Regions from separate parts of the Homo sapiens genome. Here region 1 is linked to region 2. Evidence: read pairs that join two places in POLR2A ChIA-PET (ENCODE). Cell type or tissue: MCF 10A. All regions are shown on one strand. Links, peaks and the distances in the headings refer to the core of each region. The heading gives the core; the rest is flanking DNA.

Region 1 (5,388 bases), core at 260-5,259, 240 kb after region 2:
GGAAAAGGAAGGGAGGGGAACAAAGAAAAAGCAGAAGGAAAGAAGGAAGGGACAGAGGGAGGCAATATACCTTACATGCTATCAGAAATTTAACACTTAGACTTAAAATAACAAAAAGAAATGTCTGCTAAATTACCATGTATTTTAAATCACTAATTATATATCAACCTCACTCCTTAAATACTCTAACACCAAGGAAATTGTTAGCCTGAGGAGTAGAAAGCACAAAGCAGAGATTTGCTTTTCACCTGATTAACACTTTCTATTAAAATAATCTAAAACAGCTGTTAATTCCTGTTAAATTCAGTCTCCACTTTTCTATAAAAGAAAAATTTAAATTATTTTTGGTAGAAAAGCTATTTTTTTAAATGTCAAAAATATTTCCTAACATTTTCAAGCCAACATACACAAAATTATTTATGTCAAATGTTGTCACATAGAATCCAACATGCCAGATTCTTCAACTCTTTTATTCACCCCAGGCAAATTTCAGTTTGCCATAAATCTTCCTTATGGCCAAGTCCCACTAGACTTTTAATTTAATGAAACACAGAAAATATTTGCATTGTGTTTTTCCCATACCCCCAACCCTCCATCAACAGTGAATTGGGAACCCAGCTATGCATTAACCCAGTGTTATAAGGAAGCTGTACACATGTATGGAGCTGAGTTTCAGTTTGCTGGGGAAAAGAGTAGGCAATAGCAATTTGCTGCAACGCATTACATGGTTAATGTCACCAAAGATGCCAAGTGAGCAAGTGACAATGGGGTGGGGGGGTGGGGGGAGGAACATCAAGATCCCTAAATGGAAGATTGTCCTAAGTATTTATCAAATAGCCACTAGGGAGATCACTGAATTCTCACCAATCAATCTGGCAGGGATTTGGTCACCAAGGCGCAAAGGCAGATGGGATCCCCTTAATGCAAGCCTTCCCCGATGCAAAAGGAATGATATTTGCAGGAGAGGATGACAGCATTGTGAGAATATAAGGGACAGTGACTGGGCAGATCAATACTGGAGCTCTTCCACTTCCTTGCTAACTCTGTTTCACAGTGAGAAAACTGGATATGTTCCCTTCCTCATCTCTCTTTCCCTATATAAAAATCTGTTTTATTTCAACTTTGTTGTATATGCAAGTTACCAGAGCTTAAGAAAGGCTTGAACCTGAGTTAAGGTAAAAGAGAGGGGAAAAAAAGACACATCCTAAACCAGTTTCATTTATATAATGAAAATAAATTTTTACACAATCAACAGAAACACACCAAGATTTTTTTTTTTTTTGCGAAAAATATTTTTAAATAAATTTTTTTTTCTTACATTCTGATATACATATGTAACAAGGTTTATGGCACTGTAACCAGAATCAAATCAGAAAAAAAAAAAAAAAAGGAAAAAGGTGGGAAGGAAAGTATTTGATATATTGTTGAATTCCTTTCTATCTCCAAGCTGGCAAATTTGCACTATTTGTCTATCATTCAGCTGCCAGCTCTAACTTGTTTGCACACTTAAAACATCATATTATTGCACAAGAAGCCAGTGAAGGCATATAATGGTCAGTTCCTCACTATTTCAAAAAAAATCTCTTAAACCCAGAGAAGGAAAAAAAAAAAAAATCCAGAGCATGAAACACACAAAATCAAAGGTATCCTTTTTCTCCTTAAAGAATGCCTGAAGGATTCTTAGACCACTTAAGCTGCCCTGATCTTCTCTTTGCACCAGTGAGCACAACAGGGCTTGGTTTGGTTGGGTTTTTGTTTTCTGTGTGGACAGCCCAGGTTGATCCCAGGCCTTGGTGATTCAATGTCTTTTCTATTTACTTTTGGTTCTTTTTAATTGGTTTAAAGTGTGTAGTATCTTCGGTCTATGAACCTGCACAGACTATTTAGTCATAAACTCTACAAATAGCTTAAAAGGAAAAGGGGGAGAAACAAGTTGTATTATATTTTTATTGTTGGCTTAAAAAAATTACTTCTTTAACCTCCTTAATTTGTCAGTTTGTGGGAGGTGAATCTCAATGGCATCAAAAGTTATAGTCTTCTTACACTTGTTAAAAATAAAGTGTTTAAACAAGTTTGTTTCCATTCACAAACTTACTCCCAACTACAAAAAAAAAAAGAAAGAAAAAAAACCAGAATCCATCCTCCTTCCTCATTGTCTCCTAATGGAGAGCAGCAATCCTTTCCATCCAGACCATTGTCACACAACCGTCTCCACGCCCATCAGCTTTGGTGTAAGGATTCTCGGTGTCACACCGTTGTTTAGGTCTTCCTCGAACTCTAGCAACTGCCCCATGAAGTTAAGGTTTGGGGAGATAATTGGTCGTTTGCCTTTGACAAATTTATAAGCATCAGTCATGGTCATCCGAGTGTGCTTCATCAAGTAAGCGATGACGATGGTGGCGGAGCGGGACACCCCAGCCTGGCAGTGGATGAGAAGCCCCTTCCCACACTGGTGAGCTTCCTCTGAAAAAAGGGAGAAAGACAAGAGATGAAGGGAAGATGGAAGAGAGAGGCACGGAGAGAGAAACTTTCATCTCAACTTTGCAATGCCTTATTTTGTATAGAAATAATGAATTAAAACAGTTTTAAAGCCAAGTATAATCCACTAGTTCATTACGTATACTTATGTCACAACTTCCAGAACTGGCTAAAGTTGATATCAGCACGAACAAGAAGCTATACATCTACATTTAAAGAGAAGATTAAATGAAAGAATTGCTCATAGGAACAGTTTGCTGCACAGGTGACAGCAGTGGCCGGAAGCCAGACCTATAACACAGTTAACTTTCACGTTGAACAAGCTACTGATCAAGTCGACTCTAACAGTCACTGAACCTTCTCTCAAATGTCTTGTTCTCTTTTTTTCTGGAATTACACTACTGAAAGAAAAAAAAAGAATGAAGGAAAAGGAGAGAGGAAGGGGAAAAATTATACACACACATGAAAATATACACTCACACATATATATGTATATGTATGTGTGTGTATGTGTGTGTGTGTGTGTGTATATATATATATATGCAGTTCCTCTTTGGATTAAGGATGTTAATTCCAATTTTCGGTTGTGTGACTTAACAAACCTAGTGCTAGTAACAACTCTCTCACTTGTAATAGAGAAAAAACACTTTCTTTATTCTATAGAATTGCTCTGTACAGGAACGGGCATTAAATGGATAAGAGTTTTAGTCTTACTAAACCCTGATTAAGGTTAAAGGAATAAAGCTTAACTAGGAAGATACTATGTTCAGCTTCTCCCCAGAAAATCCAGTTGTTGCAAAGTTAACTAAAGGCTAGTAGTATACAGGCCGAGGGTGTCACCTCTCAAGCATTCAATCCCGTTTGCTTCCATGTATGACATTCCAGTGTGGCAATAATGCAGAAGATGGAGGAATCCCAGCAATGGCTCAAAATCCAGAGCAATTGAAAGAGGAAGACTTGCTAAGTTTTCAAATATATTAAAAGCTCAGGACAATAGCATGTGGGCACTACCTGAACAGATTCTTAATGACATTTCTAGACTCTAACACATCCCTAAGAAAGCTTCCTTGAAGGAACACCAATTAGATAAACAGGTAGGGAAGGAGAAGGGGTAGAGAGAGTAGTGATTTCACCTAAACTACATCTACTGGCTACCCACCAGTGGACCAAGGAAAAAAAACCTGATGTAAATTTTCATCTTAAAAATTTACAGATGAAGTTTACTTCTCATAGTCAACAGTATTTCAAGAAAAGTAAGCATCTCTCTTTTTCAACTTTTTCCCTTCAGCACACGGTATTTAGCTCCAAGTCAAGACCAGAAAGCATGGTGGTGAGAGAATGAGCTTCTGAGTGCCTGGCTGGACCACCGGTTCCACTACACACACTTGATTCAGGAATAAATAAACTGGTATAAACACTAAACTTAGATGCTGCTCAGCTTATATTACACTCTCAGTGAAAGCTATTATGTTTATAAAACCTGCTGTGTTTTTACTAAAGCAAGACTGTAAGATTTCAGTTTATCCAATAATATAACAATGAAAATAAAATTGTGCCTATGCAGGTTGTGATATGGAGTTGTTCTTCGGGCTGAATGCTATTTGTTATTGGTTTTGTTTTCCTTAAAAAAAAAAAAAAAAAGGCAGGTAAGCCTGAATAATCTATAAGGAATGTGAGAAGGAGCTTTAGTTGAAATCCTCTTAGAACAAGTATATCTTACCCTACTCATTAAATAGAAAACAATTTCCTAACTTCCTCCAACTGGAGTTAAGTCAGATGGAATCTCAGTCATAACATCACATCATGTATCAACCAGAAGTTCCTCATATGCTTGTTGAGAAATTTTTCTTCCTCAGCGCTCCAGGTTTGGCTCAGATTTTATTAATAAAGAATCTGCAGTATCTCTGCATCCTCAGTGTTGCCAGTTGGGAATTACTTAATAGGGCATCATAAACATTGCCTTAGTGTGTTGTGAAAAGGCCTCAGGCTTGGGAGTCAAAAACCCTGGATTCTGGCCCCTTCTTGGACACTAGAATTCCTATGACCTTGAAGAAGTCACTTTACTTCTCTAAGTTCAGTGATCACCCTGAATTTCCTTTCAGACTCAATATTCCATGGTCCTGTGCTGACGGCATAATTAGCAAGGAAAACAGCTTGGCAAAATGACCAGAGATGTCAACACTACAGCAAATCCACCAGACCCCACTGGCTGTTAAACCTGAGGCTGTTTTTTTCTTTCTCTGACAAAGGAACACCCCACTCCACTTAACTGTATTCTTCCTGGAATAACAACCTGCTGTAATATTTAGGAAAAGTACTAGGCCACCCCTTTATGGTAATAAAAGTTGAAGTTACGTAAAAAAAAATAAATGTTGAGTTTTGCTATATTGCAGGTGCTCCCAAAATGATATTTTGAGTGTTTTTTTTTTTTTTTGAGACAGAGTTTCACTGTTGTTGCCCAGGCTGGAGTGCAGTGGCGTGATCTCAGCTCACTGCAACCTCCGCTTCCCAGGCTCAAGCGATTCTCCTGCCTCAGCCTCCTGAGTAGCTGGGATTACAGGCATGCACCACCACGCCTGGCTAATTTTGTATTTTTTTAGTAGAGATGGAGTTTCTCCATGTTGGTCAGGCTGGTCTCAAACTCCTGACCTCAGGTGATCCACCCGCCTCGGCCTCCCAATGTGCTGGGATTACAGGCATGAGCCACCGCGCCCGGCGATATTTTGAGTCTTATAGCAGTTTGGGGCTATAGAAGTTGCAGAAATTAAGATTAGGATTAGGCTAATAGTTGCTTCCTTCTGGGGATCAAAGCGTGCTGTTGCTAAAACTTCCTCCTTGGGAACTACTCCGTCTACACAACCTGATCTTTCCTAGTTCAATGAGTTTGGGGCAGACTGTCAAAGGAAACCT
Region 2 (5,388 bases), core at 335-5,334:
TGTGATAGGGAATATTAATATGAAACTATGTCCTATATAATGTTTTTCTCCTGATGTTTAAAAACTCTATAGTTATAGATCATCTATTTATTTGTAAACTGTACTAAATAATTTTGTATCAAATCTTCCAAGCTAAGTTTATTTTCAATGTATTGGTAGAGAAATGCATCTAGGTAGCTTTGTAGTCAGACTACACTCATCCATAGGCTAATGAAAAATTAACTTGGGGAAGCTTTGGGGAAAGCAGTCAGGTACTGAGTTTTTCTTGAACAAAAAACCAAAAATTTAGAAGAATATCCTTTTTGAAATCTAGTCTTCATAGGGAAAGCTAGCTTTCTTCCAAACTAAATCATCAGAAATGGTAGGATTAACTGATGTATAAGTAGAAATTTCTCTCTCTGAGATATTGTACTGTTTAACTCATGTAACAGTGAGAAGAAGCTTTGATTACTTCAGGGAAGAGGCTAAAAAAAGAAGAGGTTTATTATGTCCCCAGTGGGCCAAGGTTTCTAAAGGTATCTTAGCCTCTGTGCTCCTAAAATAAAACATAACCCTTACTAGCAGAGCCTTTCCTGAGAATTAACATGCTCTTAGTTTTCTTTGTATCAGACATTCTGGAAGTGTTTCTTTTAAAGAATCAAGACTCTGGTGAGAGCTAAGAAAATGAAGCCATGAAATTTCTTCCAATCCTAAACTTTTAAGGGACTAGAAAAAGAGAGTTGCTTTGCTTATAAAATGAAGAGGATCATATAGACTTAGTTTTACTGTTGTTTCTTTGAGCACTTACTTGGTATCATTCTTGTATTTGTTAAGCATCACCACAAAGTCACCTTAAATTCTTCTCACTTGTCCTTCACAGAAAACCAGCCACTGAGTCTGGAATCTTCTATATTCTTCTTTTCCTGCTTCTTTCAAATACATCTTATTCACTTCTCCCCTGACATCATTTTAAAATCGCTTTATTGAAATATTGAAATTGCCATTAAAAGTAATGGCAAAAATTGCAATAACTTTTGCACCAACCTACGAATTTAAAAACCAGAAATCTACCCATTGTAAGTGTAAAGTTTGATTAGTTTGAGTAAAATTATACATTTGTGCAACAGTCCCCACAATCCCGATTTAGAACACTTTCCCTTCCCCAAAAGTTCCCTGGGGCACAGTTGCAATTAATCCCCACTTGCTGAGTCTCTGACAACCATGGAACTACCTTCTGTCTCTATGGGTTGCCTTTTCTGGACATTTCATATAAATAGAATCAGGTGGTCTTTTGCATCTGGCTTCTTTCACTTAGCGTGATGTTGTTGAGATTCAGCTATGTTGCAACGTGTGTCATTACCTTGTTTTTTTATTGCTGAATAGTATTCCATTTTATGGCTATACCACAATTTGTCTGTCTATGTATCCATTGATGGGCATTTTGGTTGTTTCTAGTTTGGGGCTGCTATAAATAATGCTGTTATAAATATCTGTGTACCTATCTTTTTGTGGGCGTATGTTTTCATTTCTCTTGCTAGATATATAGGAGTAGAATTGCTGGGTCATGTGATGAATATATGTTTAATTTTTTAAGAAACTGACAAACTCTTTTCTAAAATGGCTGTACCATTTCTTCCTGCCAGCAATGCATGAGCCTCCAGTTTCTCTACGTCCTAGCTAATGCTTGTTATTTGCAGCTTTTTTATTTTAACCATTCTAGTGAGTGTGTGGCATGGATCTCATTGTACTTTACCGATTGGCTTTAACCTAGTGACTAAGATGTTGAGCACCTCTTCCCCTGTTTATATTATCCCTTATTTCAAACCTTCATCCTTTCTCACCAGGAATACATGTAAAGGACTATATGCTATTTACAGGTTTTCTTTATCCAGCATACCTTCTCTTTAACATTCTTCTGGTAATAAACTCCTTTTGTCCTGTGGAGACCCCATTACACACTATTCAAGTGTGAAAGATCCTGCCCTCCTATTGAGTGCCATGGGAATGAGGCCTGACTAATTCGATAATAATATTTTCTAAAGAAAGTGATTGCTTTAAGATTGAGGTCATCACATTTCCCTTGAAAGAAGTTTTTCTGCAGAGACGTGGGAAATACAACTAAACACACATTCTAATCTTGTTAGTTGCAAGTACCCAGGACTAGCTAACCTACCAACCTCTAAAATTGTGGGAAATCATGCACAACACATTCTAAGGCTTCCTTGACTCTGTCATCACCCACCCCTGTAAAAGCCTCCCCTTATGGACAGGAGAGAAATTAGGCACCCTACTTACACAGCCTCAATAAATGAATTTATTTTATTCTACTTTACTCAATTTTTTAAATTTTATGTTATTGCTTATTCTCCTCAGATCTCCTTCTCTTGCCCTAATATTAACTAGGGGTTTGATTTGGAGAAAGGAGAATGACTGGTTATGACCAAATGCTCAGGCTTGTTCTAACTTGCTTGGAATAGTAAGTCTGCCAGAAACTTTGAGGCCCTGTACGGCCAGTGGTCAGACTCTTAGGGGCTGGTTGCCTTTTACAAGCCTTGTAATTTTAGACAGGTTATGCAACATCTCTCTGCCTTAGTTCTGGGATCAGTAACATGGGATAGTAACAGTTCCTACTTCATACATTTGTGGCAGTGATTAAATATGTCATACATCTTAAAAAGTGCTCATAACAATGTCTGGAACATACTAAATGCTCAGTAAGTGCTTATTGCATGTGCAGACCTAGGAGGTACTACTAATGAACACCACAGGTAACTGACAGAAAGAACTGGCTCTGAAAGCTCAGAGAATTCCCGTGTTCTACTTCGCCAATTGACTGTTAGTTTATGATTCTGAAAGAAGAGCACTATTGCTGAAAAGTGTTATTGTTTTAGATCATCTAACCAGTTTCTGATGTCAATCATTACTTTAAAGAATTTCCTCTCTACCACATTTCCTTCCCCACCACCTTCCTCCCCCCAGTTCAGTAATTGCTGAAAATAATCAGCTTGAAATATAACTTGATAAAAAGCTCTTAGCTATCCTCACTGTGCTTTAATAATGAATCCTCCCTTAAATGAAATGCAAAAAAGATGATAAGACATTCTAGGCACTTTCTCTTTAGCCAAAGCCAGAGATTTTATACAGATAAAATTCACATTTTATTTGTACAAGCCCCTTTAGCAGATTTTGTTTATATTATTGGCAAAATTATGATCACCATTACCTTTATAGAAGTGTATTTCTTCCTTTCTTCATTCATTTATTTTATATATATGTATATATATCTGTGAATATTTACTAGATAAGGGGTTTTAGAGTATATTAATTAATGTTATATTCTTATATTTCAAGGGCTTTGAATCTAGTAGGAGAAAACTTTTAATAATTATACACACAACTAAAGCAAAGTATCACATTACAAATGCTGAATGAGTGCTATACAAAAAAAGCTCTAGAAGTCTTGAGAAGAGTTCACATTGGTGTGATGATCATGGAAGGCTCCGCAGATGGTAAATTTAACTAGGACATTGAAATAGGGTGGGAGGAGTTGCAACTGGAAGAAATTGCAGGAGTTAGGAAAATGCAATGTGATCAGAAATATCAAGATCTTGCTGTGGGAATGGAAGTGTGATCTGGGCAAGCTGGAAAATATTTGAAAAGAGTTTCCATAGTCATACTAGATTTGCTCATAATAATAACAATTGTTAATATATGTGAAGATAAATATACTGTCAAACTATTAGCAAAATAAGTGCTTTGCAATCATTTTTCCAGTTGCATGTAGAATTTGGCACTGATCTACACACACTGTCTCCATCTGGTCTATTTTGTGACCCAGAACACACAACTATGTAGTAGCTGGTGTCTGAATATGGTGCTTTGAAAAATAGAATTAATTGGTCCGTCATTATATCTTCTCCTGCCACTCACAAGAAATAACCACTAAGCTCCTTAATTAATGTCACAAACAAAGATAAATCATCAACCATTTTGTGATACTGATAGTTATTCAAAGAGAGCCCACCTCTCCATTTTTAGTAAAGGAGATGTATCATTGTTGAAGCTAGTGGAATGATCCCAAAAGGAATTCAAGAGGGGAAAAAGACAACTTTTATTCCTATCTAGAGGCAATTCCTTTGGCCCACTCAAGGGTTTTCCTCCAGCAATTCTGCTGTCTCTTGTATCCCTCTTTCCTGGATTATTTCCATCTTAAAATAGCACCTTCTTAATTCACTCAGCTTCCCAGTGCAACAAAACCCCTCTAAGAGCTGTTTTCTACACTGGCTGTTCCATTTCCTTCCACTCCGTAGTTGAGTTTTTACCTCTACCTTTTCACAGAAAATGCCTTATTAAGGTAACCATTGGACTCCTTATTGCCAAATTCAATGGTCAATTATCATTGATCTCATCTAACTTGGCCAACTGACAGGATTTGAGATGATTGATTGATTATTTCCACCTTTTGAAATATCTTCTCTACTTCTGAAATAATATATCCTTGGCTTTCTTCCTACCTTCTGAATACTTCTTCCAAATCTCCTTTGCTAGTTTCTCTTTGTTTTCTTTACCCCTTTATGTTGAAGTACTTTGGAGTCAATTCTTGTAACTCATCTCTTTGTTTTAGCTTCATTCACTCCTTTGTTGATCTCATCCAATCTGATGGTTTAAAATGTATATCACAAGTCCAGACTTTACTCCTTCATTCCAGATTGGAATATCCAATGATCGAGGCAACAGTTTCACTGGGGTTGTCTAACTGACATTTTAAGTTCAGGATGTCCAAAACTGAATTCCAGATCTTCCTTCTACATTTGCTCCTCCTACACCCTTCCCCTGCATCCAGTGTCTCAAAATAAAAATCTTAGTATTATCCTTCACTCATCTCTTTCTCTCATGTCCTATTTCTCATTGTCAAAAATTCCTGATGGTTGTACATTCAAAATATAACAAAACTGCATTATATCTTACTACCTCCACCACTTACAACATGATTCTAACTCATCAGCATCTCTCTCCAGACTTCTACGGTCACCACCTTGCTGATCACCTTGTCCCTCTGTTATCCAGTCTCTCTACATGAAGAATCTTTAAGTCAGATCATGTCATTCCTATGTTCAAAATTTTCCAGTGACTTTCCATTTCACTTAGAGTAAAAGTTAAGTCTTCATATTGGTCTAAAATGCCCTGTGGGATCTGGCCATCATTAGCTCCTTGACATTATATGTACTCTGTCTCCCTCTAACCCACTCATGCTGGCCACACTAGCTTCTCACCTTTCTGACCCATCGGGCTTATGCACTGCTAGTCTCCTCAGCCTGCAAAGTTCTGCCTCCGGATATCCACACTACTAACTCCCTCATGTCCTTCAAGTGTTAGATCAAATACTATCCTACGAATGAGGCTGACCCT

Evidence for each region. Peaks named below come from ENCODE experiments on the same cell type or tissue, not always from the same donor. Only the 100,000 strongest peaks of a DNase experiment are listed, where the experiment ranks them.
Region 1: POLR2A ChIA-PET joins it to region 2 with 6 read pairs; 6 of 35 experiments call an interaction of 5 or more read pairs at or near these places.

What each region holds. Positions count from the first base shown.
Region 1 is chr1:221,700,215-221,705,602 of GRCh38, forward strand. It overlaps DUSP10 (dual specificity phosphatase 10), which reads right to left. Exons shown (of 4, transcript NM_007207.6): 4 at 1,210-2,463. The coding sequence ends at 2,198. Among named protein-coding and RNA genes, the nearest start is that of DUSP10, 39 kb to the right of the region's middle. In MCF 10A, for the core only: no CTCF peak of the experiment used is centred there; no DNase peak of the experiment used is centred there.
Region 2 is chr1:221,460,062-221,465,449 of GRCh38, forward strand. The region is part of intron 3 of LOC105372932 (a long non-coding RNA gene); the gene reads left to right. Among named protein-coding and RNA genes, the nearest start is that of LINC02817, 130 kb to the left of the region's middle. In MCF 10A, for the core only: no CTCF peak of the experiment used is centred there; a DNase peak (open chromatin) is centred at 2,480.